Regions from separate parts of the Mus musculus genome. Here all the other regions are linked to region 1. Evidence: chromatin loops called from intact Hi-C (ENCODE). Cell type or tissue: heart. All regions are shown on one strand. Links, peaks and the distances in the headings refer to the core of each region. The heading gives the core; the rest is flanking DNA. Region 1 holds the start of Camk2d (calcium/calmodulin-dependent protein kinase II, delta). Region 2 overlaps Camk2d (calcium/calmodulin-dependent protein kinase II, delta). Region 3 has its middle 60 kb from the start of Gm40146. Region 4 overlaps Camk2d (calcium/calmodulin-dependent protein kinase II, delta). Region 5 overlaps Camk2d (calcium/calmodulin-dependent protein kinase II, delta).

What was found. A loop is a pair of places that touch in the nucleus more often than their neighbours do. Peaks named below come from ENCODE experiments on the same cell type or tissue, not always from the same donor. Only the 100,000 strongest peaks of a DNase experiment are listed, where the experiment ranks them.
Region 2: a loop joins it to region 1, with 4 times the contacts of the local background. A loop is called at or near these places in 2 of 42 quality-filtered maps.
Region 3: a loop joins it to region 1, with 2.5 times the contacts of the local background. A loop is called at or near these places in 2 of 42 quality-filtered maps.
Region 4: it touches region 1 in a loop (2.0-fold over the local background); 3 of 42 quality-filtered maps call a loop at or near these places.
Region 5: a loop joins it to region 1, with 2.9 times the contacts of the local background. A loop is called at or near these places in 2 of 42 quality-filtered maps.

Annotation. Positions count from the first base shown.
Region 1 is chr3:126,594,372-126,600,373 of GRCm38, reverse strand. Camk2d (calcium/calmodulin-dependent protein kinase II, delta) reads right to left here and starts at 3,423. Exons shown (of 21, transcript NM_001346635.1): 1 at 2,870-3,423; 2 at 1,214-1,308. The coding sequence starts at 2,934. In heart, for the core only: CTCF peaks have their summits at 3,264 and 3,479; DNase peaks (open chromatin) are centred at 3,063, 3,193 and 4,083; H3K4me3 peaks cover 3,531 bases; H3K27ac peaks cover 3,036 bases.
Region 2 is chr3:126,743,707-126,749,708 of GRCm38, reverse strand. All of the region lies in intron 4 of Camk2d (calcium/calmodulin-dependent protein kinase II, delta), which reads right to left. Among named protein-coding and RNA genes, the nearest start is that of Gm15551, 78 kb to the right of the region's middle. In heart, for the core only: no CTCF peak of the experiment used is centred there; a DNase peak (open chromatin) is centred at 3,138; H3K27ac peaks cover 3,396 bases.
Region 3 is chr3:126,043,649-126,049,650 of GRCm38, reverse strand. No RefSeq gene overlaps it. Among named protein-coding and RNA genes, the nearest start is that of Gm40146, 60 kb to the left of the region's middle. In heart, for the core only: a CTCF peak has its summit at 3,107 (motif pointing left); no DNase peak of the experiment used is centred there.
Region 4 is chr3:126,828,663-126,834,664 of GRCm38, reverse strand. Camk2d (calcium/calmodulin-dependent protein kinase II, delta) reads right to left here. Exons shown (of 21, transcript NM_001346635.1): 17 at 16-91. Among named protein-coding and RNA genes, the nearest start is that of Gm15551, 160 kb to the right of the region's middle. In heart, for the core only: a CTCF peak has its summit at 2,925; a DNase peak (open chromatin) is centred at 3,014; H3K27ac peaks cover 377 bases.
Region 5 is chr3:126,734,306-126,740,307 of GRCm38, reverse strand. The region is part of intron 4 of Camk2d (calcium/calmodulin-dependent protein kinase II, delta); the gene reads right to left. Among named protein-coding and RNA genes, the nearest start is that of Gm15551, 68 kb to the right of the region's middle. In heart, for the core only: no CTCF peak of the experiment used is centred there; a DNase peak (open chromatin) is centred at 2,997; H3K27ac peaks cover 777 bases.

The sequences.
Region 1 (6,002 bases), core at 686-5,685:
GGCTCGAAAGGGAGAGGTAATTAGCATGGCATGTCCCTCATTAGTTTTCACACCAGGACACCATGGTGTTCCTGGTCAGTTTGCATTCTTTCTCAGAACAAGAGCAAATCAGATGACGGGAAGTATCGTGGAATTCCATCCGAGTGAATACATAGACTGAAACCTAAAGTATATCGTAAAAGGAGAATCCGAAAATCCATTTGTCAGAGCCGAGGACAAAGGCAACGAACGATACCCAGACGTCTTTAAGTGGCATGTCTTAAAAGATGTATTCAGTGAGGAAAACTAAGTCTAATGGAATTTCCTCTCATTACTTAAAATAAACCAGGTCACTGAGATGGGGCTGCATTATGGGATTCTGTTCTTTTTGATTCCAGCTTCATTTCATCACACCATGAATTCCCTTGGAAATCCGTAGGCACCTTAGTCACTGTAACTCCGGCATTTCAGTATATGGACTTTTGTTTGATTCTAATCACCATCATCACCATCACCATCATCACCATCATCACCATCATCATCATGTGGGCACACTGCTCCCAGTTGTTTTTGTTTTTTGTTTATTTTTTTTTAAACTTATGTCAAGAGCTCTCAGGATGAAGTATCTTTGTGGCTATAAGCTAAAGGTGTAAAATATATTGCATGATCTGATGGAAAGTTTCATGCAGAAAACCCAGAAAAGGCCTAGCCTACACATATCAAAGCCAAGCTAACTTCCTAGATTACAGTAAAAATCTCTTCCTACTTCCCCAAACCACTGAAGTTAAATATACCTCGCTGTATTAAGTTCAGCTGTAACTACAACTGTAACATACATTCAACTGAACCATGACCCATTTTTTTTTTTTGTCTCAGAAGTGAAAGGGGAATTATGACAGTTATGAGACTTGCATTTTTTCCATTTCAAGATCCTTCTGAACAGATTTCAGCAAGGCCCCTCATGACATTTATTTGCTTTGCAACATATTTATCTATACCATTGCTTAGGAGACAGCATTTTAATAACTCGCTGATAACAATTATATTTTTCACCTACTTTTCAAAGGAAACAAAGCAAGAGGCTTTTGGCAAGGAAAAATGGTAATATGTAATATGATACCTAAGTCCAAAATTCAATTATAACTACATGCTATAACTACTTAGAAGACACCAACCATTCACACAACAAATACAACATTAACATATATAAATAAATGTGGTTTAAAATACCCACCCCTAGCAGAAAGCTTTTTGGTGTTGATAATTTTGGCAGCATACTCTTGTCCAGTAGGGATTTTCATACATCTTCTCACCACTGAGAACGCCCCCCTGGAAACCAATAATTAGCAAGTCGTCAGTATAATCAGATCTAGTATCCACTTGCAAACTCACAAATCTGAGCGGTTTCATGAACCTTTAGTGGTCTGTCAAATAGCAACATAATAAAAGCATTATCTAGAAAATAAACAATTCTTTCCTGCCAGCCCAGATCTTTTTTAATGTTGTGGAATGAAAGTCGTTTTTAATTGACTGGAAACACGCAGATTATTAATCAACAAAATAGAAGGTAATGCCAATTATGACCACTCTTTTTTGCACATGAAATTTGAAAACAATTTGTAATTCACACTCACAAAACACCAAATGCTCATAGCAAACCCTGCAAAGGACCGAGCTGGGGAACAGAAGAAAAAAAAAAAAAAACTGTTTATTTCGGTAGGAAACATAATTAACGTGGTTCCAACTAAGTAAATATGGCGATTGTTTTCATTAAAACATAAATCTCGAGCTCACTGGTGTGCTTTAACAGGTTCTGGGGTAAGGTGATTTCTCTCTGCCTGGTTTGGGCTTGGGGGGAGGGGAGAGATTTAAATTAAGCTGCTCTTCCGACATACTCCATGTTTCAACAGCAGATCATCTATAAAGATATCATTTTCATTTGATTTAAAAGTGCTCACACTTCCTTTTATGCAACTGTAAGGAAACCTACAGCACACACACACACACACACACAAATGCATCCCTTCCCTGATAGTGGAAATTAGCGATAGGTTTGGGGTTTGATGCTCGGTAAACCAACACTCCCTCCTGACTGAGTCTCTAGTTGCCCCTGTGCAGATCTTCAGTAGGTACCCTGTCCCTCCTTAACATCTCAAGGAAGTCCTGCCACTTCAGTGGAGGAGGTCGTTTTACACAAGCTAGGCTACCCTGGGGAAACGCTCTCTCGGGCTCTAGGGCTTTCCTCTGCCTGGATAAATAAATCCTCTCAGAGACGATGTACACCTAAATCCTAGAATGATGGTGAGCGACTCATCTTAGTGCAAAGAAGGATAGCGGATACATGGCAGGGACGTGGGTTCTGTTGGGTGGCCCTTTTCCTGAACGGAACAACTACTTGGATGCCGAACCAGACTCTCCACCAAGCCAAGTTGAACTTTCGGCATCGATAAATATGGCACCATCTCAGAGAGCGAGTGTTCTCTCGTTAGCTCATCCGAACCTGGGTCAGATCGCAGATACAGCGCGGGCTGAGCAAGAGACATCTATTTACCAAAAATGTGATAAATGTTGCATTTTACATGCATCTCCTTTCCTCTCCGAACACACATACACACACATTCGCACTCGCGTGCGCGCACACTTCTCAGGATGACAGCTACAACTGCAGAGATCATAAATTCACTAAGTCCCCCGTGGAGAGGTGGAGGACCCGAGAAGATGGGCTGGGAATTCGGAGCACCCGCCACAGTAGGGCAAAGGTTTCCTTCCCTGTGTGCCCCACCCGCACCAAGCCAGGGTCCGTCTCCCCGCCTCGGCCCGCAGGCTCTCTATCCCCACGAGGGAGACGAGGGGTCGTGGGGAGGAGGAGATGCCAGGCAGGGACGCTTACTTTCCGAGCTCCTCAAAGAGCTGATACTCGTCGGTGAACCGGGTGCAGGTGGTGGTCGAAGCCATGGCGGGGTCTGGACAGTGCGACGGGCGACACGCGAACAGACCTGGCTTCCCGGGACTGGCGCCGCCGCGCTGTCACCCGGGGCCGCCCTCACTTTCCGTGTCCGAAAGTAGCTCGCCGGCGAGGGAGTGCGCGCAGGGGCGGGGCGCGCGGGGCGAGGTGGCCAGACCAGCCCGCTCCGCGATCCCTTGTCCTCTCCTCCTCCCGCCGCGGTGGCCGGGCCGAGGGCTCCCGAAGGGGCGGGGGAGAGGTGTCAGGAGGGGTTGCCGCGGTCACCGAGGCCGCACGGAGAGCTCAACGCAGCGCCCGGAGTGGCGGGCGGCAGCGGCCGAGTGAACACCCAGCCGGTCGTTCCAGCGGGCAGAGGAGGCGCTGGTGGCCCGCGCTCCCTCCTCTCCACGGGGCCGCAAGGCTGGGAACCCGCGGGGCGACAGAGTGCGCTCGCTCGGCTCGGGCGAAGCTGGCAGCCGCGGCTCCTCCCCGGCGCCTCCTCCCTCCTCTCCCCGCCCAGCGAAGCCCCCTCCTCGGCGGCCCCACACCTCCCTCTAGCGACTCCAGCCGCGTCCCTTCGGGCTGCTCTCCCGCAGCCGTCTAGGGAGACCGAAGGGAGATGCGCGGAGCAGCAGGGAGCGCGCTTAAGGGGACGGGACTGAGATGTCGCAGTGACCCACGAAGGGCGGAAAGATGAGAGACCACTCGAAGCTCCCACAACCCGGATGCCTCTACCCGGGCGGGATGGCCGCGAGGCCGGGGAAGCCGAGAGAGGGAAGCAACCCTTGCATCTGGGCGCGGTTCGCGTTTACTGCTCCCAGACCCGGGTCCAACGTCCCCCGGCTCGCAGCTACTGCCTGGGGCTGCCAGCCTTGGCCACCTCTGCTGCGCCCGGCTGTCCCTTAGCTAGGGGCAAAGATGGTCAGGGCACCACGTTTCGCTTCAGTTTTTACTGTCACGTCTTCGCCCTTCTCTCCCCTTTTCCCGACTAGGGCGATCCCCATAAGCATTTGCTTGATCATAAACTCTAACATAATGAAACCCAAAAGTGCACCACTCTGCCACACCTTCCTTCCTCTCCAGAGTAACTCCCCTGTAACCTCAGCAAGTTCTGATAGTAAGAAGGCTTCTCGCGAGATGTCCCACGCCAGTGGCGAGGGGGTGGGGCGGTAGGAAGGTTGGCTGTGGGTCACGCGACCCAGAGGGGGCTGACGTCATTAGCGTCACGTGAGCGTGCCTAGCCTGTTTCGCGTTGCCGAGGGAGAAGGGAGAGGGAGGGTGGGAGTTCTTTACCTGCATTCTCAAAGAGCAGGCCAAGTAGGGGCACAGGAGTGTACTCCCTCAGTGGCTATCTGGAAAACCATTTAAGAGTTCAAGAACGTGTGTACAGTTAAGCATATCTGACACTGTTGCTTAAAAATTAGCATGGAGAAAAAAAATTAGCATGTAAGATGGGTTAAGGTGTAAGTGGTGGCTAAGATCATTTCTGAGCCTTCTTTTCACTTCTGAGTCTTTAATAAACGAGGCAATTGCAGATTTAGAGGCCTACGGAAAATAGAGACGCATCATGAACTTTTAAAAAATTTTCTTCAGACTGTTGCTTTTTGTTCTACAGCAGGAAACCATAAAATCCTGCATTTCTATTGCTTATGTGCTCGTGCTTAGAATCACATCGTGCACTTAAAATTTCACAGTGGGAAGATGATAGATAACTTTCAGTTAGGGAGCCTGTACATGCTTTTAGGGCGGCTATAAGTTACTACTTTGCAGGTTCTTTTATTCCCTGTTCTAAAGAATGCTGAGTGGCCTTTGAACTGAAGTACTCAGACGGCCATATAATTTTTAAATGCTTTTTTTTGTTATAGATTTTGCAAATATTACTCATACTTCTAATAGCCCTCTCCCACTCAACACAAGAAAATACTTTTTGAATTTAGTCATCATTCAATGTCTGCATTGTTTTGCCCATGAAAATGTCATTTACTGGCCTGTTTTACTATAATTTTCCCTTCAATTTTACTTACATCATTTGATATTCTGCCCACGCACTAGATTCCTAGTGCTGATTTTTGACGTTGCCAAGCACGTGGGATCAGCACACGTCCCGCTTTGTCTTGTATTGTTCCTACCTGGGGGCCTCTGCTGTTCAGTTGTCATTGTGGGACACCCTTGGAAGCTTATTGAAGTTCCTCTGTGGTTTTTATATAGCTTTGATTCCTTTTTGTTTTTAAAAGCAAATTTTGTTTTTTATGTCCTTAAATTTGAACATTTTTATTTGATTGGAATAGTCTCAGTGTGTCTCTCTTAAATGGCATGGAACTCACTATGCAAACCAGGCTGAGCCTCAAACTGAGAGATCCACCTGCCTCTGCCTCCCCAGCCTGTGACTAAAGGTGTGAAATACCATGCCTGGCTAAATTTGAACATTTTTAATAACAAAACTGAAATGAGCTTGGATCTTAAATCCTGGCAATAAAAGATAAGGATTACTTGGTATAAATGTAGTGACAAAGAAAGGAAGATGAAACTAAAAAGTTAAAAGGAGAAATAGTAGTGTTTAAGTATTAATAACCAAGCCAAAAATTGAAAGGAAGATATAATTTGGCCTTAACTAAACATTTTTAATATGTAGCTTAAATATATGGCTCTCGGTTATAATGGCATAACTTAATATTCTTTTCCAAATCCAAAAGTGAAAACAAAAATAAAATTTTAAAAATGAGCATAATAAATTTTTTACAACTAGGAAGAAAATTGTTTCTTAAATACCAATGCAGTGAAGTCTACATAATTACAGTATTTAACTCAGTTGTTTAAAATAATGGTAACTGTAAATGGTTAGAATAATTTTAAGTATAATAAAAAAGTAACTGCTTTTGATGTATCATTATCAAGTTAGTATTTGTAGACAAGAACTTTGTACAAATAATGTTTAATCTACACATGCTCTGTTGTTTGATCTATATTGTATTCTCATTAAAATGTTTCTTTTATTTAAAGAATTCACAATTATTCCTAAAGTTAGGGCTTCCTTAAGATAATAATCAGATTGATTATTTTTGGTTGTGAGACTAGCCTT
Region 2 (6,002 bases), core at 539-5,538, 150 kb before region 1:
TGCAATAACCTTAAATTGACTTTCCTGGCCTTTGAGGCTTTTTATTCTCAAACCCATGCCTACTTCACAGTTTTACATCTTGGACCCCTACAGTGGCCTTCCTGTTGCCCCTTACTGAGACTACTCTCAAGCCTGCACCTGTAGTGCACCTCTGCTCCTGATGCCCCATGGTACTCAGCCTTTTAAGTCATCCATCCCTATCTTGTCATTTTCTGAATCTCACGGGTCTCTTAATAATTATATAATCAAAATTTATTTCTGTGGATTTGCTTGGTGATTTACTAACTACTTATCTCCTTCTCTTTGGGTGTGGACACAGTTCTGTCCTCCAACACTGGGTCACCAGGGTCCGCCAAGTACAAACATTAGCAGCATCACTCTGTGTCTCTTAGCTGACATACATAACCAGAAGTACTGACATTAAGATCAAACTACGAAGAAAGCAGTCCCCAGTGAGACACAGCCGTGAGACAGCTAACTCTCACGTCGGCTTTCTTGCTACGGAGCGGAACATCTCAGATGTCCATGAGAGGGCTGCATCTGTTAACTTTATCATTCGCACCAGTGAGATGGTTCCGTGGGTAAAGGTGCTCGCTGCCAAGTCTCAGGAACTGAGTTCCATCCCAAGAACTCATTTGGTGATATGAGAGAAAACTGACTTCAGTAAGGTGCCCTGTGACTGGCACATTATGATGTCCCCCACATCTTTTCCCTTCCCCTTCTTACTTACACACACCCTAATGTTTTTAATTTTATTTTTTATTTAATTCTGATGGATAGATTCCAACCATATTACTTGACATCTTTATATTGACTATCAGGCTCAGGTATTTCAGAAATACAAGGGACCAATAACTGTTTACTTTAACATATGATTACAAGTAGAGTCTACTTCATGTGGAAAGAGCTGGAAAAATTAGCTTAGACCTCTGTGAAAGTTTATTCTTTCCCTTGCTAGAGCCTTGTAATTTAGGAATAAAGGGGATGACACTAACCACAGAAACACTGGCCTGTGTGGCAGTTTGAATGAGATGTCCCCAATAGTCCTGGGCATTTGGATACTGGGCTCCTTGGTTGATGGTGCTGTTTGGGAGATTTAAGCCCTACTAGAGGAAGTACATCACTGGAGGTAAGCATTGAAAAGTTTAAAGACTTCTGACCCTTTCAGATAGCTCTCTGCTTGTGCTTTTGGCTTAAGAAGTGAGCTCCTAGTTTGTTTCTCTAGCAGCCAGTGCTTTTCTGTGGTCAAGCTACCCTGCCTTGACAGTCTCCTGTTCCTCTGAGGTGTTAAGCCCAAATAAAGGTTTCTGTCTGTAAGCTGACTAAGCTACGACATTTTATCAGAATAACAGAAAGGTAACTAGCATAGCCTATAAAGTTTGATTAAAAATATCAAATGTTAATTCATTCTTTTAGAAATGAACATTTAGGAAAAAATGTAAAAGACATTCTTTTTTCTGTTCTTTACATGAAAACTAGAACTCCTGCCAGATATAAAAAAGTAGCAAGAGTGGATTCATAAGGGCAACTCAGAGAATTCAGATCCACGTTTAGCTCAGGTCCTGAGAATTCTGGAAGTGACCAGAGCACAGTCTCCCTTCTTCTTACATGAAAATGCAGGGCTTTGCTGGGCTTTCCTAAAGACCGCCTTGTTCTCCCTTCCTTATGGTGTGCTTCTTTTGCATAACACTTTTCTGTAGCTTCCATTTCAGCATTATTACATGGATATGTATTTTTTTTTTCTGTTCCTAAGTCCATAAAATCTTAGTCCTTGTCTTGATTATCATTCAGGCTACCCAGGTCCCCATTTGCTCCAATAATCCGTGTCCAGCGTTTGGAGTCACATGATGTCCAGAGTGGCCCCTTCTGGGGTAGGAATGAGATTTATTTTCCATGAGTTAACATGGGGCAGGAAGGGCATTTGCTTATGAGTCATTAAGTAAATAAAAGCATTTAAATCTAAGACACATACTTCTGTCTCCTACTGATTTTTCTTTAACTCAGCCATCTTTCCACCTTCATTTATTGAGGCACAATATGCATAGACTAGTGACGATTCCTGTGAACTTTGAATAATATGTTGTTGTGCTGTCATTACAGGTGATCAAGACAGAAAATTCGTAACTAAACATTTTTTCAAAGTCACATATTTTATATATCCCTCCTTGCACTTTTAAGACAGAAGCCAACACTTTAGTACAATATATTTAGTATATTATTACCTTAAACAAAGAACAACAGCAACAACAAAATCTGGGCTGGCAAGATGGCTCAGCCAGGAAAGGTGCTTGCCACTAAGCACCGTGAACTGACTTCTATATCTCTAACCCTGGGCAACATGGTAGAAGAAAAGAATTGACTGCCACATATACATGTCCTTTGCCCTCCACATATATGCACTAGGCCACATTTAGTCACATGTAAGCATCTAGATAAAGAAATAAAATTGTTAGAAATAAGAACCCGAGGCAGGTGGATTTCTGAGTTCGAGGCCAGCCTGGTCTACAAAGTGAGTTCCAGGACAGTCAGGGCTATACAGAGAAACCCTGTCTCGAAAAAACAAAACAAAACAAAAAACAAAAGAAAGAAAGAAAAAAGAAAGAAAGAAAGAAAGAAAGAAAGAAAGAGAAAGAGAAAGAAAGAGAGAAAGACAGAAAGAAAGAGAGAAAGAGAGAAAGACAGACAGAAAGAAAGAAAGAAAGGAAGAAAGAAAGAAAGAAAGAAAGAAAGAAAGAAAGAAAGAAAGAAAGACCTTCCCTTAAATAGTAGCATGAATCTTATATACATGGGTGATTATAAGAAACTAGATGATATTTCTTCTCCCCATTGCCTGGTCACATGATCATTTAAGTAACAGGCACGGACTTCATGAAACAGGTAATGTGTGAAAGAGCAGTGATGCCCAGGAATCACAGCGATTTCGCTTACCTGCTACCCAGGTAAAATGTCGCTTTTACTGTATTTACAGTATACACAGTAGGCAGTGTTAGAAGCTCAGACAGTCTCTGAATCCAGCCCCTACTGCTTGACAAATATGTGCTATTCCATGGCACTCTGCCAGTGGAAATGCCCGGGTGATAATCAGAGGTCACAGCTTTATTTAACACAGTCACACACACCGAATGGGAGGAGACAGACTGTCCTCCCGTGACTGTTCAGCAGCCCTCTGGAGTCCAATCTTGCCTTTAAAAGGTGGGGCTCACCAAGTGGCTTAAAACAGGTCTCATCTTTCATCAAGGGCTTCTAATTTTAAATTGCTGCATGCTAAATTTTCTCTGAACTGTCACCTTGAAGCTCCACCCACTTCGTTCGGATGAACCACTGGTTTTTGATGAGAATTTCCCAGGGCTGTGACTTCCCTGTGTACACTCTGATATGCAGCCTGCACAGGATGCACAGCAATGAGAACGGAATCATCAGCCGAATAAAAGCCTCCATTATCAAGTTTTGGTAGGTTTCATGTAAGAAATTAATCTAAAATATTCTAATATAACTGATACTGCTCTCGGTGATAAAAATAATTCCCTTAGAGAAATTAAAATCAGAATAAATAATTTCCTGGAATAACAAGCAAGAATTCTTCTTTAATGCTACTGTGAAATGCCCTGTAGTGGCATTATGATGAGACAAAACCCACAATAGGTGACATCACACTCATTTACATCTATAAAGGAAACTCATCTCCTTTACAGAGTAGGATTCTCCTGATAACTTTTCCCGGATCCAACATTCTCTAGGAACACTGCCAGCAGGAAAACCCAACCTATTAGCTGCTGTTGAAAGCACTCATGGTTTGAAATGGGACCACTTGGGGATAAAGAATGCAATTTTCGTTTTTATTACTACCGTTAAATGCATATAAAACAAGGGCACAGACAAAATGCACTGACAAAAGCAGGTATCTAACTTGTTTCTTGGTATTTATGTTACCTGGACATGTCCTTTATTCCTACCACGTGCTAATACACGTGGACTAAAGATGGGCATGACAGACTGAGTTAGGGGACTCACACAGGGCGACTGTGTAAGTTGGAGGTCTGGAGAGGACAGAGGACAGATGTTCCTGGGCTTCTTCCCGGGTCCTGATGATCAGGGCAGAAAATCCTGTATAGGCATGTGCTTTTATAACAAGCCTCCTAATTCTGATGAAGCAGCGAAAGGGTGAGTAAGCAAAGAGCCTACTTATTCTCATCTAATGAAAGCAAATCTTGACTGTCACTGTTGCTCCATCCATAGAAATGCATGCATACTTCAAGACCAGTCATGAGCACTGTGGTTTATTAGGTACTAGTTAGGAAGGTGTTTTTCATCCTCTAGACTCCCTGATCTCTTTCAGCTTACCCCCAGTTGCTTCATCATACACAATTGCATCCGCTCCCACCCCTTCTTCTCTGAAACAGTATGATAGGAAAGAAGTCGATACAATTCAAAACTGTGTTTGTTTCCATAGAACTCAGAATTTTTAAACTACAGTAACACTTATCAAGTGCTATTCTCCCTCAAATACTTCTTTGGCAAAGTTTACACCAACAGAGCTATTTAATTCTTCTGGACAATGTGTGATATTGTTATTTTGGTCAAAACAATCAACAAAATTAAGGTTCCAAGAAGCAAAGCAGACTGCTCAAAATTGGAGTAGAAGTAATCGGCAGAAGGGCAGGTCAAACCTACACACTTGATTTCAGGGCTCTGCCTCCTGCTTTACAGCCACAGCACTGGTTCCATATGAATAACAACTGAAGTGGAAAAAGCCACATTAGCATACACAAACAGAATCAAACAAAAGCTGATAGTTACCCCAGACCATACCAGGGGAGGCCTCCTCATATCCTTCCTATTCTATGCTGGGCTGATTTCCCCCTCTAATGTTTCCTCTCTAGTCTCCTAGTTTCTCTTTCTTGCTTTTGCTTCTGGTTTAACTAAGGATTTGTAGCCAAAGGGACTATGTGTGGCTTATGGAGGAAAGCAAGAGGTTCCTTGACAGGATTTTGGCCATCTCAGAGAAACACACAACATGGGGGATGGGGGTGGAGGAGCTTTCTCTCCTAGGGGAAGCAGTGATGGCTCAGTCGCTAATTCCAGAGCCTGCTGAGGCTGGACTCATAGGTGAGTCACTCTCTCTCTCCTTGTCCAAGCAGGACTCAGCAGATGCTGTCCTTGCTCATCGCCTCACTTTGGCCAATGATACAGCTCCAGACTGTACCAGTTATTTTGAACAACTCCCAGTTAAATCTGATGTGTTCATTTACTAATCACCTGACAGTTTTCCATTCCAAGGCAAAATAAAATAAATTAAATAGTTTGCTTGTTCGTTATCTATGGATTAACACCAAGCACTGTTTGAATTTAAAAACTCAAAAATTGAGTAATACATAGGCAATAATAAAAAGATTATATTTTGTTATAATTAAACATGTTACTTAAGGCTTGAAGATGCACTTCTAGAGTGATCTTTTTCCCCATAAACATCACTCTTTGTTCCACTCAAGCCTTTTGCATATTCATTTGTATATACACACAAAGAACCTTTACATTTACAAACATATATATATTATGGGATGCATGTATATAAATCATATATAGACTTTGCATATGATAAAACATACCCTGTTATTAATAGAATTCATAGATGTTATATAATTTCATAATGTTTTTAATATTGCTGTATGCATCTATGGTGGTTTGAATAGTAATGTTCCCTCCCAATAGGCTCATATACTTGAATGTTTGGTCATTTGAATGTTTGTTGGTGCTACTTGAGAGGAATTAGGGGTGTGGCCTTGTTGGAGTAGGCGTGGCCTTGTTGGAGGAAGTGTGTCACTGGAGGGTGGGCTTCTGGGTTTCCAAAGCTCAAGCCTGGCCTACAGTTTCTCTTCCTTTCCTACTGCCTGCAGGTTAAAAGTTTAACTCTCAATGTCTCCAGAACTATGTCTGTTACATGCTGCCATGCTCCCTGCCATGAAGATGATGAAGAAAACCTCTAAAATTGTAAGCCAGCCCTA
Region 3 (6,002 bases), core at 536-5,535, 550 kb after region 1:
TAAAAGAATCCAAGATATACCTGGGATAATGTATTGTCAGGAGCCATCTAGGAAAGACTAATGCATGCAAATGAGTTTTCTAGAGATGGCCCACCATTTTTCATGGCCTGAGATGGGTGAGCTCTGAGATGTAAAGTCACCAGAGACTTCATCCCAGAAGTTTGCTGGTGATATGCCTTTCCTGTCACTATTACAAAGCCTAATAATGATACCGGGGCACTAGCCCATCCTATTAAGATTTCCTGAAGATCATTATGAAAATGTACTCTTATGTAATAATGCTGTATAAACGAATTGATGATTTCACAACTCTTGATAATGATTTCATAGAATGCTTAAAATAACACAAATAATCCCAAGCCCCCTATAGAATAAAGTTGCAAATAAAGCTCAGAAAACCTTCATACGTGATGGGCTAATTGTACTAAGAGAAAAAAGTAAGCTTGAAACAAATTTGTGATCAAGGTAAAACATTCGTTCTAGGTCAAGTCCAATGTCACAGATCAAATATTCAACCAGATCAAAAGGAAAACTTCTCCAAACTGAAGAAAGACATACTCACAGAGACAGAAGAAGGAAAAAAGACCATGGCAGACAAAACCAGAAGTTCTCCATGGCCTATCATAGTTAAAACACTACACAATATAGAACAAAAAGAATTGAAGCAGCAAAAGTCAAAACCTTAAGTCACAACATATAAAGGAAAGCGTATCAGAATAAATAATAGCTGATTTCTCAGTGGAAACTTTGAAAGCCAGGAGTTTGTGTTATAGAAAGTATTCCGTATTTTAGAACATGGGATATCTAAACTCTGGACTTCTCTGGGCCACATACACAAAGAAAAATCATCTTGGGTAATGCAGTAAAAATGAAATTTATCACTTGAGACCAACTGGCCGATTGATACACTGAATACATTCTCTCCATCCCTTCCATTTTGGCTAGGGTATTGATTTACTTTTTATAAGAATAGGTACATATTACTTGCAAGATTTTGGATTTTTCTCATGATGCTATAGTTCGCACCACTGCATTAGAATTTATACGACCTAAGATCCTTTGAAAGTCAATATCTAAAGCTTAATCACAGTAAGTAAATAAATATGCCTTTAAGAACAAAGTGTGGAAGTAAGATTGCTCCACAAATGTCATTCATTCTCAGTGACCCAACTGAATTTCTTTTTCTCATCCCTGCCACTCTGAGATCCCATCCCTCTAAAGGGAAAGATTGTCACTAAGAAACACATCACAATCTTTGTTAACCCTTATAAACAATCATTTCTCAAGTTCTCCGTGTTGCTTCTATATGTGAACAGAGAGTGAGAAGTAAAGTTATCACATTATCAGGTTTGTCTGTCTCTTTTCTTCTGGACAACATAGCACAAGGAGACAGGTAGGAGCGTATATCATGTTCTGATAATCACTTGGTCACCTCTTGGTAGACTACCATGTTCCACTGCTGTACAAAATACCACCTACTATATAATTTCTAAGCATGAGAAATTTGTTTTACACAGTCGTAGAAGATGGGAAGTCAAACATGAAGGGATCAGAGCTTCAGAGTCCAGTGGGGCCCACTCACTCCTTCCACAGTCATGCCTCTTACTATGTTATACATGATAGAACGTGGAAGACACAAGTAGGCTCAATCCATTTCCCATAGACTCAGTTCAGTTCCATCTCAGTGTCTCAACATATATCTAAAAGAATGCCTATGTACTATAGCTTACACATTGTTGGTTTGGGTGTTCAATAGAAAGGGGTAGTGACCATTTTCTGGGAAGGTGTTGGTCACCAGACCTTGATGGCTAGAATCTTCACATATAATGTTACAGGTTACAGACCAGGAATGAAGAAGTCATGCTCTCAGGTTTGTGAAGATGGTCAGTATGTTTCCTATTGTCAACTACTATCAGGTTCAAGAAACCACAACACTCAACTTCACCCTTCTTCATCACTTATCCAATATTTAATCACATGAGAATATAGAAGCTCATTTTCCTTTCCCTACTTTAAGACAATAGCAAAAACTATAGTGCATGGACAACAAGACCACCTGAAGCTACTGAAGTTTCTTGTCATTCCTTCTGTCTCATCCTAATTCCTGAAACTCCCTTTTTTCACTCATTGACTTCATGGCACATCTTATCTTGCATTTGTCCCTAATACTCTACCTGGAAATGTAAAGTGTCCCATTATTGTAGAATGTATTCTTCAAGGTACTTACTGATCTGGCACTACTTCAGATGTTCTGGGAAGATGCTGTATTCTACCAGATGCGATTTTTCTTTACAAATCCTGAGAAATTCTGGATTCTAGAAATGTTGAGAGCCAAAGATTTTATATAGATTGATGCCCTTTATTTACAAAACAAACTAAACAGACTTGCTAAGAATAAGGCTATGGCTGTTGCCTAAAACCACCACTTCTTTCCCTTATGCATTCACTCTTCCTTGAAATGCTTAGTCTTCCTCTAACCTATGATTGACCCACACATCCTGCCCAGGATTTACTCTTTAAGAAAACTGGCCCTTCTGTTCATGATATTTGCATACACATCTTAAAGGTATGATCTCTGTCCTTAATGTTTTTACTAATTCTGATTTGTTAGAATAGATTTACCATGCAAGGTGAAGATTTGAGTTTAGATTCCCAGGATCCTCATGACAAGCTCAGTGTGGCAGTGTATACTGTAATCCATCAAGACAAGTCACTCGCTGGGCCTTGCTAGCCAGCCAGACTAGCACAAGAGGCTAGCTTCTGATCCAGCGAGAAATCCTGTCTCAAATAATAAGAACAACTGTTGAAAGCTCCAAGATAGACTTCTTCTGCCTACAGGCACGAACATACATTTCATTTGTATCAGCACCCACCTGAACACTCACACCCTAACTAAAGAAAAATAAAGCAACTATCCTGTACTATTAGCATAAGGCAATCTTAAATTTTCTCACGTCATGCTATAGCAATTGCTCAGAGGAGGAAGACAGTGGGCAATGGAACAAACAGTGACTAGGATAATGTATTTTTGCCTACATGTCTCCCAAGGACTGCTCCTGAGAAAATCAAGTGGGTTTTAAAGTTATCTGGCATTATGGCTCCATCAAGTGGCAAAGTCGACAAGAAACTTTGGTAAATTTCTTAGTTCGAAAAATGCCTTGTTTAGTTTTTATGCTGCAGTTTTTCTCGGGGTCAAATCAAGTTCTAGACTGCTGCCAAATTTCTCCTTATGTGTGAGCCTCCCCTGAGTTCTTTTCAATTTGGTAATTCTGAGCATTTCATCTATGAACAGATACTATAGATTTTTGTGGGTGGACATGGGAGAAATCCTATTGTTTACACTTGGATTCTTTGAATACCTGTAAGCTTCCATTTGCCAGTGGATGTGTTATGGCTGGGCTTCAGATCCTTAATGACCTGTAGCCAGAGGCATCAACCCCATGGCATCTGGCTTTCCCCGGGTGGTTGCTCATATGAAGCGTTTGGTATGCACACGGCATTACTCAGAGCAACAGACTGAGGCAGAAAGGCTAAGAGAGGAAGCACAAAATGCAGGTCTGTTTTTTTCTGAACTTAATTCCCAAAGGAACATTGCTTCACTTTCCCTGATCTTAGCATCCGTTAGATAATAGCCACTTTGGACAGCCCACTCGGGAGGCTGGATCCTCAGAGTTGTCTTGAAGTTATTCCACAGGTTCCCTTTCTGAAAGGAGTACACCACTATTAGCCCAAGACAATCTGAAATTAATTTACCTTAAAATTGTTTACTCTAAAAATAATAATCTTACTGCAAACAATACAGTTCAGTATGTTCAAGGTAGCATCCGGATGCTACCTACATATATACATCAATTATTAATTCTACAGGCTTTAAAATCTCTTATTAGTTAGAAGTATTGTTGTTTCTATTTTTTTTTAATCTTTGAGAGTTTCCTATATGTAAACAGTGTTTTTGATCATATTCTCTCCCTATCATTCCCCTGTAACTTCCCTGTTTCCTCTTCATGTTCTTTTTCCAACTTAATACACTCTTTTTACAATCCATTTAGTTCATTAATTGCTACTTATGTGACCATAGGTTTAGGGCCATCCACTGAAGTATGGACAACTGGCTATACATATTAAATAAAGTTAAAAATTTAAAATACCATCATGTATTTGACCCACTAATGGACTATTCAGATGATTTAGCTACTCCCATATACATGTGTGGGCAGAACCTTAGATATTAATAATTATAGTAACACCATAGTTTAGAATATCTATATAAGATTTTCTTTATAAAAGTATGAAAAGAGTTGTGAGCTAGCTTATTTTTATCAAAAATAATAATTCCCAGTACATAGACTCCAATCTTGAAAAATATTTTAAGCTATATTTATTAAAATTTGGTTAAACATTTGAATTCCTTTAGCATCAATAGTGCAGATTAACTTTTAAAATATGCAAAGAGTAAACATTGTTGAAACATACTATGAAATAAATCATTAAAAAATAAATAGTACATTCACGTTTTCAGATAATACCATTGCAATAAGAGTGATTTTGCTTTGATCTATAACCAGAAGAGGGCATTAAGTGACTGTCCTAAGAAGAAAACCATTTGTGGAGAGACTGTTTTCCCAGACTAATGTATTACAGCATACAAGAACTACATGCTGAAATATCCTAAAATGTATCAGATGAGAGTCTGCTTTAAGACTGCAGTTTTCTTCCGAACTGAGAATCTCATGAGTGAATGGTTTAGTGTTACAAATAGCACTTTATCTGATTACAACCAAGGGTTTAAGACAGAAGGTACTTTATTGTCAAAATTCAGTGTCCTAAGAGAATCCTAGGACTTTCTTCTAGAATTATTATGAACAAAGTTGGAACTATAAAGTGGCTTTTACCAAGGTTGAGTTCTCCTCCATTGTCCCCTCTGAGACCAGCCTTTCTCTCTTCTCAGCCTTTCTTATGTCACAGGAGGGATGCAAAAAGGGAGATGGTTGCTGCTTAGTGACGTATTAAAGACACTGCAACTTAAAAATTTTTAAACGATGATCTCATTTTACAACTATTTGTATGTAGATGTGCTCTCCTGGGAACAGTAAACGGTGTTCACATATCTGATGGTGTCCATGGTAACCAGAAGAGGGTGTCATATTCTCCTGGAGCTGGAGCTATAGGCAGTTGTGACCCACCTGACTTGAATGTGAAAACCAAACTCTTCTGAAGTAGCAGGTGCTCTTTCTTAAACACAGCCATCTCTCCAGCCACAGAACATGAACATTTTTATCTCAAATGATGTTTCTGAAAAATGTTTTCTCCTTTTCCAAACAGAATCTAAATGATTCCCACAAGTAACTCTTCTCTCTCTCTCTCTCTCTCTCTCTCTCTCTCTCTCTCTCTCTCTCTCACACACACACACACACACACACACACACACACACACACACACACACTACACACTATCATGCACATACATACACCATAAAAGACTGAAAATTTGAGGGAGGGAGGGAGGGACAAAAAAAAGACTGAAACTTTAAAAAGATTTAAACTTTAAAAAAGCAGACTGCCACTAGAAAAAAATAGGTAGAAATAAATAAAACAGAATATGGTATGCAGATATTAACTGTGCATGGTGACAAGCACCTGTAATCCCAGAACCCAAGGGCAGAAGCAGGTGGGTGGCTGTGATATAGTCTCAAAGGAGTAGGAGGGGGAAACAAAACAGAGCAATAAAATGTTTGTGACAAAAAAGTGAGACCAGCTGTCAAGAGGGTTCCACAGGTAAACACTCTTGTCACAAAGCCTGAAAACCTGATTGCTGAGACCCACTCGGTGGAATGAAATAATACCTCTGTAAATATTCCTTTGAGCCCTACACATGCTCCATGACATACACACATGCATAGTGTGAACACACACACACACACACACACACACACATACATGAATATTTTTTTTTAATGAAAGACTTTTGCAGAATTAAAAAGAACATCAGGGTAGGATGGAAG
Region 4 (6,002 bases), core at 401-5,400, 230 kb before region 1:
ACTGTCACTACTCACGTGTAAGCCTCAAAGTCCCCATTGTTGATAGCTTCAATCAGTTGCTCAGTGACTTTGATGATCTCCTGTTTTCGTGCTAAAAGTAAAGATAAGAGTCAGGTGAGAACAGAGGCCAAAGGACATATAAGATGCCAGTCAAGACTACAGCTGCTTTGCCTAATGCAGGTATCAGAGGAGGCACCTCTCCTGGAGCAAAATGGTTGATCGTTTTCGCACAGTCTTATTGCTCAAAATGGGAGACCAACACCACCTACCTCTCCTAGGAGCATTTAGAAGCACAGATAACCAGGTACCACCCCAGACCAGGCCATTCAGAATCTGAATTTCAACAGGGCTCTCAGGGTCCTCCAGAAGGCAGGCCTCCATCGCTTTTGCTCACACGCAACAGGCACCCGGAAGTTTGAATTCACCCTAGCTACCCTCATCACTCTGGCTTTGTGAATTTTTTTTTGTTTTGTTTTTTATTAACAAATGTGTTACTGAAAAATTTAGGTTGTAGAAAGTAACAGAGAACAAACACCTAGCTGCAGAGTAAAGATGGTCGACATCAGGTGTTTACTGGCTTCGTATTCCCTGAGTCAACCTGCCTGGCCCTTCCAGAAGGGGGACATTAACAGGATGATATTAGGCCACCTTATTAAGTAAATGGTCTTTAGTAAACTCTTTAAGTTGCAGCAGAAATATATGAATTGGTGCTACAAATGTGGGCAATAAACAGATGGCAACCCCCTTGCAAAACTATTAAACCCAGCAAACATCAAACATAATTAGTGTCTTTTCCTGTCTAAAAATTGGTAAAATTATTAATGGCTGGTCTGGTTCAGATATCACACCTTAATCAACTTTCTTTCCAACTACACCTGCTTCAAGTTTTCTTTCCTCTTCTTAAATACCTGAAGTTCCTGCACTGTCCCCTTGGTATCCCTGACACCTTAGAATAAAGCATGTGGCTTGTTTGACTGCTGTTTAAACTTTGTACATTGTGTCAACCGTGTCCTCCTATTTAAAAAGAAAGTTCTTTGCAAACAAAGAACATGCTATTTCTTTGTGTTGCCTAAGAAATCTTTGTTCAATAAAATGGACGTTAAATAATTTTTTGAGTTTGATCAGTTGAGACGATGGATAACGTTTTCTTAATTTCAGAATGTTGGTTGTTTTAGTCATGAAATATGTCTAAATATTAATGTTATTAGTTTTAAATATAAATTATGTTTAAATATTAAGTTGACTAGGTTTTCAGACAGGGGGTCACAAAGTTACTTGCAATTATTCTGTGCCTCTTGCTCATCATGAAGATGCTAACCTTTGCTTTAATTCCTTATTGATTGCAGGAACCAATTTGCATATTTTAAATGATCTGATCTTCTGGATTTAATGAAAACTTAAAGTTGCATTTACGTTCAAGATCCTGTTTATCTAAATGAAGTCATTTCTTATTAAAAAATAAATCTGGAAAAATAATTTGACTCCATTAAGACTATCTGACATTACCTCATACCAAATATAATAGTCAGGGGCCTCATAAAAGGATTATTAGAGCTGTCTATATAATGGCTACTAACTATGTAAATGTTTATAATGTAAAAGGATCATGCTTATAGTCCACAATAGTTGCATAAATTCTCACTTGTATGAAAGCATAGAACACGGGCTTTCCTAGATCCTCTACACACTTATAATATCTGTTTTTTTCCCATTTAATTGATCCATATGAATAATGTAGCCATCCTCGGGACATACTGATGGAGTGGTAGCAGATGATAATTCCGTAGCAAGGATGCTGCCAATGGCACATTCAATTTAGTTAGGCAACAGGTGATTCATCTACCTGTTCTTGGCAGCGTGAAGCTTTGGTAAAGGTCCATGATAGCCAACCTGATTCTGGATCATGAAGGACAACTGTGAGAAGCTGCTCAGGAGCGAGAGTGTAGGAGATGTGGCTTCCAAGTGAGAGTGTAAAAGATGTGACTTCCAAGTGAGATTATAGGAGATATGACTTCCAAGTGAGAGTATAGGAGATATGACTTCCAAGTGAGAGTATGGGAGATGTGACTTCCAAGTGAGAGTGTAAAAGATGTGACTTCCAAGTGAGAGTGTGGGAGATGTGACTTCCAAGTGAGAGTATGGGCGATGTGACTTCCAAGTGAGAGTGTGGGAGATGTGGCTTCTAAGTGAGAGTGTAGGGGATGTGACTTCCAAGTGAGAGTGTGGGAGATGTGGCTTCTAAGTGAGAGTGTAGGGGATGTGACTTCCAAGTGAGAATGTAGGAAATGTGGCTTCCAAGTGAGAATGTAGGAAATGTGGCTTCCAAGTGAGAATGTAGGAAATGTGGCTTCCAAGTGAGAATGTAGGAGATGTGGCTTCCAAGGCTCCCTCTTCACATGAGACTGTCATTTAAAATTAACAACCTTTTCAGTAAGTTATAGGCTGGCTGGAAAACTATAATTTGAAACCAAAACCAATCTTTTAATACTAATAAGAAATAAGGAGGAAGAAGGAGGAAGATGAAGAGAGGAAGAGGAGGAGGAGGAGAAGGAAGAGAAGGAGGAGAAGGAGGAGAAGGAGGAGGAGATGAAAGCCAAGTGTTGGTTTTGCGACTTCAGTAGGCAGTTTACAGAGTGTGGACACTTCTGGAACAGTTCCCAAGGTCCAGAAAACCTACATCCTGTCCCACTCAGATGATGGAGTCAGGAGCAGCAGTAGAGAGTGGCCATCTTTCACTCAAAACCACGATTGCCCAACTCCTCCTTGCCCACCCCCATCCCCCACAGCTTTCTGATGTTTTGCTACAGTGGCCTTTTAAGTTTGTTTATGCATGCTCAGAGCCACACAGACCATCTTCTATTTTACTTCCCATGCTGTTCGAGCTGGCCAAGCAACACCCAGAGAGGCCTCAAGGAGGATGCTTCTGTGCTGTGTCACCCTGGAGGCAGTGTGAGTCTTGGCTTAGGAAGGGCCTGGAACTCAGGAATTTCTGAAGTGTTCATTTCCCCCAGGCAAAGGCGTGTGAGTGAGTGAGTCAGGGCTGGGCCTGGCACATGACAGCTGACTCTTGGAAGGAAAGCAGAGGGTGGAAATGAATCACTCATGTACAGTGCTCTGAGGTTAGGAGTCGGAGCTGTTGCCACAAGCTCAGCATCTGACTGACCTAGGGTGTGAGGGTGGGGTGACTGCCGCCTCACTCTCCCTCAGCAACAGAGAGCTGTGGAGACAGTCACTGGGCCACAGCCTTGGCTACTTGTTCTCTAGGAAGGAGGTCTGGTCTTTCTGCTCCCTTTTTCTTTAAGATAGTGATGGCTGTGTTTGAGGATTTCCAGCTTGGGAAAAGAGATGGGAGGAAGGCATATGGAAAAGATGACCCACATCCACAATGCACTTTGCATGCCCGCATGCAAACACATTGGTCCTATTTCTCTCCCCACACTCACAGATTCTTTGACATTTTTTTTCTTTTTTTAAATCAATCGAAAGATCAGAAAATGTTCAGCTCCTAGGCCAAAGAAAGTTGACACAAGGAGTAGCCTGGGCCATCTCAAAGCTACTTTCTTTTCTGGTGAGGATAAAGTGAATGCTGGAAAAACAATTGATTGGCAAGCATCAGGTTACTTCAGGGTTCTTTTCTCTGTGCAAGGATTACAGCAGAGCAAATTTCATTATTGTCTGATAAAGAGCCTACAACTTGAAGATACCCTAAAACACCAGAAGCAGAGGTCTGTGAAAAATCAGGCCAGGCCCCTGATCTGGCCCCTCAAAAACCAAACCAAAACACACACACACAAACAAACAAACAAAGAAACAAACAGAACAGCGCTGAATGCGAGGGTCCCCTCCCCCATTGGAACTATAGGGTAAGTCTATGGTCCTTACCGGTCCCCACCTTCTCTGTGCCCCTTAGCAATCAGACTAGGCCAGATTAAATTAGGTGTGGTGGAATTACCTCCCACCAGACTCCAGGAAGGCTCAGAGAAATAAAAAGCTCTCTTGTTTTCCCAGTTTTCTTAGGGTCGCTGAAGTATCCACACCTCTCTTTAGAAGCTCATTTGTGCATTACCTAGAGGTTGTCTCGCCCGCTCTTCCACTTTAAGCTTCTAACTGGGAGTTTTGAAAGGAAGGCCCTTTCTTCTCTAATGCTGCTCTTGTATGATGCACTGTGTCTCCAAACGCTCCCCTAATGATTCTGTCCCCATCCCCCAGAGGTTGAAAGACGGTCCCGTGCGAGAGACTCTGTTCTGCTTTTCAGCTTTGCCTGTTAGGGTCTAGTGTCGGAACACAGTCACCATCACAGGCACTCAGAGATCTGCAGCTCCTTCCTTCCCAACTCTACCTCAAAGCCCATTTTAAAAGCATCACTTGAATATTTCATCCACTTCAAATACAACTCCCTGCATTAAGCTTGTCAAGGTCCATGACTGCCGATGAGAAGAGACAGGTGAGATGACATCTGCACTTCTTACTGTGCACAGAAACTCGTAGATGAACACCCTCTAATCAGGTGATGTCCTGGACAGATTGTAAGGTCTCAAGAGAGAATACAAAGTGCACAGAGCTGCTAGGGAGGGAAATCCCAAGAGGGACCATGAAGGAGACAGAGAAGAGAAGCTTCAAGCAATGCTGTGACTCTCAGAGACAAAGCTTCTTACATGCCCAGAGGGACAAGCCTGCAGTGACTCACTTCCTGGTTTCTCAGGTCTTCCTTCCCTACACAATCTACTGGTTGGAGAGAGTGGCAGTGCCAGTTGTCATTGAGATACTGATCTGCTGCCTCTTCGGATCACTGACACTGAAGAAAGCAGAACTTACAGATTCAATTCTTTCCTGTTCAGTAGTTTGTCATATAGGGCCACCATATTCCTGTTACATACACCTAATTGCTTTTCAATGGATCTTTCTCTACGTGTATAAACAAGAATGAGGCCAAGAACCAGAGAAAATATTGTATCTTATCTACTCCATCAAATTCTGTTGCTTTCATCTGCATGATTTCCACACTGGTCCACTTCTCCTGCATCATTGTGAGTCTAGTACTCTCTCCTGTCCAGGCTCCCTAGCAAGCTTCCTACCTGAGTTCCAGTGAGTAACTCAGATCTTCCCCTTCCTCCTTATAACACATTCAGGTGTTTACATATGCCTCTCTCTTCCGATTACGTTCTCCTTGAAGGCTTCTATGAGCTTTACATTGTTGTTAACATTCAAAAAGAGATTACAAAACATGTCACAGTCTAGATCCCAATCAGGTCTCACCCGACCTACTCAAAGGCTGTTTTAGTTTCATGATGCTCCCAGCAAGTCAAGATGCCCCTGCATCCTCCTATTCTGAGCCTTGGATATGTGCTTTCCTGTCTGAATAAACTTCCCACACTCGTGTTTCTACATGTTTCACAACAAAACAAAAATAAAAACAAAAACAGATCTCAACTGATTCTCCTTTAAAAAGACCTGAATAGCATCAGCAGAAGGGGCAAAGCTTACTGGGCCTTACCTTTAAACAAAGAATTACAAATAACTGAGGAAGACCAAGAGTGAAAGAACAGTCATTTCCATCTCTAGGCAGGAGTTCCCCAAGTGGTTATCTTATAACAAGTGGTCAGCCCTGAAATCATGTACAGAAAAGTAATACTAAATGGACTGAGCAGGTTGAAGATTTTATATATATACATATATGTGTGTATGTACATATATTACATATATACACACATATACATATACACACATGTATATATAATACATATTATATATACATATTATATATACATGTGTGTGTGTGTGTGTGTATGTGTGTGTTGTGTACAAACAGTAATGAAGAGGAAAGAGAGTATAAATTTGAGAGGAAGCAAGGTGTGGGTAGGAGGGGTTGGAAAGAGGAAAACGACATAATTATGTTTTAATTAAAAATAAAACTTTCCTTGGCTTTCATGTTAGGTTAGGTTCAAAGGATATTATAAATCTACACATTCTACACTTGATTTTTAAAAATCAATTAGTGCCCT
Region 5 (6,002 bases), core at 732-5,731, 140 kb before region 1:
GACTTGAATAGGTTCCAAATTCTAAAATAAACAGGTGCCAGAAATAGACAGACAGACAGAGAGACAACCCCCCAAATGCCCTTCTTTTCATGATTCCCAATTACATAGGCAATGCAAGAGCATCCCAGGCATCATTTACATGTATGTTCCAAACATCCTGGTAGTTTGTAGGTCTGACAACCAGAGCGGCAACTTGTGTTGCTTAAATAATTGTAGTCACTAATGTCAGGCTCCCAGGGTAATTAAATATTTCATTTAGCTTGCTTACTAAACACACATAAGCAAGATATAAAAGAAACCAGACAATATGATTAAGTATCTTACCAATCAAGAAGAATCAATATCTGAATTTAAATACATGTTTTAATTTGTCATGAAGAAAACACCAGGTTAAATAATATAAAAGTGGATGCAAATGGGATGTTCTCTTGGGGACAGTAGCTTTTTTCTTAAATATAATTTGTTAAGATCTGATTCTCTACCTTCTCATTTAACAATATATAGTAAACTGCATATTTCATAATATAAAAATCAATGATCAACGGAGGATCATAACACAATGGAGAGTGTTTGTGAATATGTGTGTGTGTGTGTGTGTGTGTGTGTGTGTGTGTATGTGTGTGTGTATGTGTGCTGGGGATAGAATTCAGGACACTGTGCAGATTAAGCAAGTGTTCTACCACTGCAACATGCATCCTAGACCAATAAATCTACATCACATAAATTTTACATGACCACACACAATAATGGAACAGAAGAAAACTTATGATTTTCCTTTATAAGTCTATTGAGAGCACTATTTAATTAGCTTTTATTAACTATATAAAAGAATAGATTTCATTGTGGCACTTTCATACATGTACTTTACCTCAAACACACAATTTGAACACATTCACCTGTCATTTCCTGGTCTGGTTCCATTCCTCACTTTCTGAACGTTTTATGTTTCAAGGCTCAGTGAAAGTCCTAAATAATACTACCTTATTAATTTAGAATTCAAAACTTATAAAATTCAAAAACATGTATGAAAAATCAAATTAGCATTTCTCTTTCAGGTATCCTTTGAAAGAAATGAAATATCTTAAAATGACTGAAAGACTCTTACCAATTGACACATTAAACTTTAAGAACACAAACACATATCATACAGACCAACAATAGACACCCCCCATTCCCCCTCCCCTCTCTCTCTCTCTCTCTCTCTCTCTCACACACACACACACACACACACACACACACCACAGTTACTGCATGGCTACAGAAACTGGGATTAATTTAGGAAGTGGACAAGAAGATGGACACACAAGCATATGAAAGAACTGAAGACATGAATACCATCTTATACTAAAATTGTATTATTCGTCAAGCACTCACCACCCAGATATTTATAAACCAACAGGAACCACTTTTCTTCTTTTAAATAGTTTGGTTCTATCTTTGGAATGAAATAAACTAAGAAGGGTATTATTTGTCTAGGGTTTGGCTAGAGGGCTCAAAAAGAATAACTCTGTAAGTCAGATGCTGGGCATATCAGCACCTAACAGAAATGACACACCACAAGAATGCATGTGATGTCAGGACGTGTGCCAATCATCTGCTAATACATACGGTATCATATGAGGCACTCTTTGTAAGTTTTTCTCATTTCTTCTGACTTATTTGAAACGTCAGGTCACTCGTCCAGGAAAGCCTCGCTGAACGCTTCGTGTGCTTTGGTGCTCTCTACAGAGCCTTTCCAGAAGTTTGACCGTGAGAAGCCATGTATGTTTCCCCTGGACATGATGTCATCCTCATCCTTCAATGTGATATGTTATTTTATTCACATGCACACAATTCCAAAAGCATCACTGAATATGTAGGAATAAAGTGCTACTGTTCTCGGTTACAAAGTCATTAAGGAGTTGGTCGAAGCTCTGTGAGAGATAAAATGTTTTTTTTCTCTAATCAGAGTTCTGTAACTACTTTAAGAAGAGAATGTTTTCAAGAGTTCTCAACAAAAGAATTAGTGTCTCTGCATCTATCTTTGTTTCTTTTGCCTTTTCTTGGTCTCTTTCCCTTCTGTCTGTTTTGACCTATTCTGATTTCTTTGTTTTTTAAAGCTTATTATATTTTATTTTATGATTATCCCTTAGAGTCTGTTTTTTTTTTTTTCTAATGAGAGGCAGAATGGGGGTAAATCCAGATGGGAGTAAAGTTGTGTGTTTTGGGTGGGGGGCATAACTAGTCAATGTTGTATTAAAATATATTTTCAATAAAAGAAAAAAAGAAAATTTAGCTCCAATGAATCATTGCACCTACTTTTTAACTACTAAAACCTGTTCTGCTTGCCTTCCTTTAATATTTTGACCCCATAATCTAGAAACTTACATCAGACTACCCTCCCTGGAAGGTAGAATTTCTTCCTCTACATATACTGCGTTATTACCCTGAATTGCATTTTTTTTTAAAGTCAGAATCAAACTTTAGTGCAAGAAGTGATTAATCTGGCATGATCATAGGGAACTGGTTGCAGCCTGCCTTTCTTTTAGTCTCAAACACTTACTGGTGCCCTCTCTATCTACTTTCAAACTTCCGGGTTTATCCACCATGAGCAAACCATTTCCAGAATCTTCCAGTCTTGTTCGGACCTTTCCACATGCTGCCTATGTTAGCATCCGTGCCACCAGGTGCTGCCTCTGCCTTCATCTTGCATGAGGCTCACACGACCTCTAGTCTCTTCTGGTTAGCAGCAAACGCCTCTTAGGCAGGGGCTGTGTCTTATTCACCTGTTTTATCTCTAGTATCTAGCAAAATGCTTCCCATGCAATTAGCACTCAATCAGGATCCACTGAATGAATGGATCATAATAGCAATTCTATCTGTGGAGAATGTCTAAAGCAGCAAGTATGGGTGAGGAGTGGGGGGGGAGGGGGGAGTCTAACCATGAGCCAAGAGCAGAACCTGCCAAGCTTGAGTGGCTCAAGAAGTGAGAAGTAGGCAGGGATCAGGTGGGAGCTGGGCTTCCTGCCACAGAGTCCAGGCTGGAAGATGAAATGGATGACCACATAGCAGAAAATATCCCACACTGAAGAAGCTGTCTGCTAAACTTAGTCCAACATCTTTGAAATTGTAACTTTTCCAAATTCTCTACATAGCAGCATATCACAGACGGTCCTCGGACACTGTACCCTGTACCCCCAAATGTCAATGGCCCATGATAGCAACTCCAGCCTGTTTGCAAATCGAAACTTCAGATTAAGGAGTGGCACTGAAGTTATTTAATACAAGGGAATTAGTAGCCAGACATGGGCTCATATTTAATTAAGTTTTTGAGAAGAGTGTGCTATCAAAATTTTAACAAAAATGAATAAAGTTCTTTAATGAAACAGGACATCGAATTCCAGTGTGGATGTGTTTTAAAATATGATTAGTTTCAGTCATTGGCTTGGAAATCAAAAGGACCTAATTTTTTTTTTTAAGTTTTCATCTTTAATGAAATGACGTTGGAAATAACATATATTTCCATGACACCAGTACTGCAGTCTTCAGAGTCACAGCAAGATATGTAGAATTACATCTGTAATTACTATGGATGCCAACATTTCAGTCAGTAATTTCTGTTACATGGCAAATAAGAACAAGAACGCAATGAAAAATACGTAGGCCAGGCTTCTATATCCTATGATATGCTGCAAAAATTCAAACTCCTGGTCTCGATTTCTTATCTCTGGCTAATGAATAACTATGTCTCCCTTTAATTTTTAAATCAAAACAATTTTATAAGTGTTGAAGAAATTATTAAATAGATTTAGCTAAGTAGAACAACACTGTGAAATCTACTATGTTGTCTAGCCTTTAAAGACCAACGCTTTGCAGTAACAGGCAAAGAGCTGGACAGGCTGAGGATGACCCTTCATATTCATGCCATGACGGTGAGATTACAGTGTAAACCCGTGCCCTCTGTATGGCAAGTAGGGCACTATAGCACATCATGGTTTAGCAGAGCAGAGGTTGATGGCGATGCCTCCTCAGGTCCAGTGTGTTAAGAAACTGTAAAGTGCAATGAATTAGCAAAGATCATGGCAGACAATCTTAATAGATTAAGATCTTCCTGGGAACATAGTCCTTAGAGTTCCTCATTCCTTGATGAGTTTAACCTTCTCCTTGGTTATTTTTTATTACTATAAACAAAATAATAGAATCTGAGTAACTTTAGAAAGATGTTTATTTAGCTCACAATTGAATAGGTTCAAAGCCCTCTATCTGCTGATGGCCCTCTGGTTCAGAGAGCACAGATGGGACACAAAGTATCTCATGATGAGACTCTTTTGGAAAGTCTCTGTTCTTAAAAAACCTCATTAAATCACACGGTTCCACCCTGACAAACTCATCTAAATGTGAAGTGACACCCAAAGCCCTCAACTCTGTGCCTGGATTAAGTTTCTGTTTTCTTCACACTTCAAAATGTCGATGAAGTTTCAACACATGAACCCACTAGGGACACACAAACCAGAGCAAGGTCCAAGAGCTGTGTCAGGCCATCACAGGGGACACTGGAGGAGAAATCCCACCCTGCCTCTCTGAGCAGGAGAGGAAAGAGCGTGCTGAAACAGGGCAAAGCATTCTGTTGAGCTTGGAACGTTCTGCCCACAGGAGACACTGCTTCAGAAGAACCTGAATTACTGAGGAGTCCCCACAGCTGAAGCAACTGGGACAGGTGAAGATTCCAAACCACCCTGCTCCATTCTCAGCATGGAGAAGATGACAGGGACAAAAGCCGCACACAGCAATGAGATCTAATCACCGGCCACAGAAGCCGCCTCTCATAGCTTTCTCTGAAATTTCTACAGACCTACTTGCCACAGTTCCTTTCACCGGGCACAGATCTTCCTTTCCAGATGATTATAAGGAAACACAAAACCTGAACCACAGGCATGTCGGGAATGTGGGAATTGTTAGGCCAGGCATTAAAGGAAAAAAAAGGAGAAAGGAAGGAGGGAAGGAAGACAGGCAGAAAGAAAAGAACTGTAGTGGAAATGCTGACACTACACAAGGAAAACAAGTGTTTCAAACAGAGCTGGAAATTCCAAGAAGGTTGGAAGGGAATGCCAGGGATCACTGGCCTTGAGAACTCCCCGGGAAGAGAGCCCTATATTGGCTCCTCAAGAGACAGGGCACAGAGGACTTTGTGCTGTGGAGTTTGTGTATATGTCAACTGCAGTTCACAAAGACTGAGGAGAGAAAAATGACAAAGAAAGTCAGAACACAATATCCAGCAAATTTGCTATCAGCCATGAAATGCATAATGGGCCATATTGGAGATAAAAACCGAACCTATCTGGTCTTATTTAGTAAAAAAAAAAAATGTTAACAGGAACCTCCCACCCTTGCCCTGAATAACAACATGGGCTAAGACACTGCTAACCCAGTGTCTCTGTGTGCTCTAAATATGGTCAGCATGACGGTCATGTGGCAAAGCAGCATAGCTCCAGAAATACAGAATTATGTAAGGAGACTGAAGTTGCAGGTAAAAAGCAAAGATACCTTTAAAAAACATTGTGTTCTCCTTTCCTTCAACCACTATGTGCAACACTTTGCGCAAGAGATGCTTAGATCATGCATATTTGTTGAATGAAGAAATGGTCCAAGCACTTGAGTGCATTCACCTCCATGTCAGTGCCTTCTGTTGTCTTCCTGACAGCTCTGACTGGATGAATGGTGGCTCCCATTTTCAGATACTCTGAAAGCTTTTGACAATGTTAAGTCTGCTCTATGTGCTGTTAAAACCCATCCAATTGCTTTCAGAAGTCCGTTTATGCAGTCTGAAAACAATGATACTAACAGATCTTTTATTTCTGATATCACCAATAAATAAAATATCTGACGTTTCTTACTGAGTTACACTGGTACATATTATATAAAAGAGAAGGAGCTTAGAGAGATGGTAATGCAGAATTGCTAGCTGTGGGCATCTCTGAGAGCGAAAACTATTTTCATTATCGACTTTCTCACAAATCCATTCA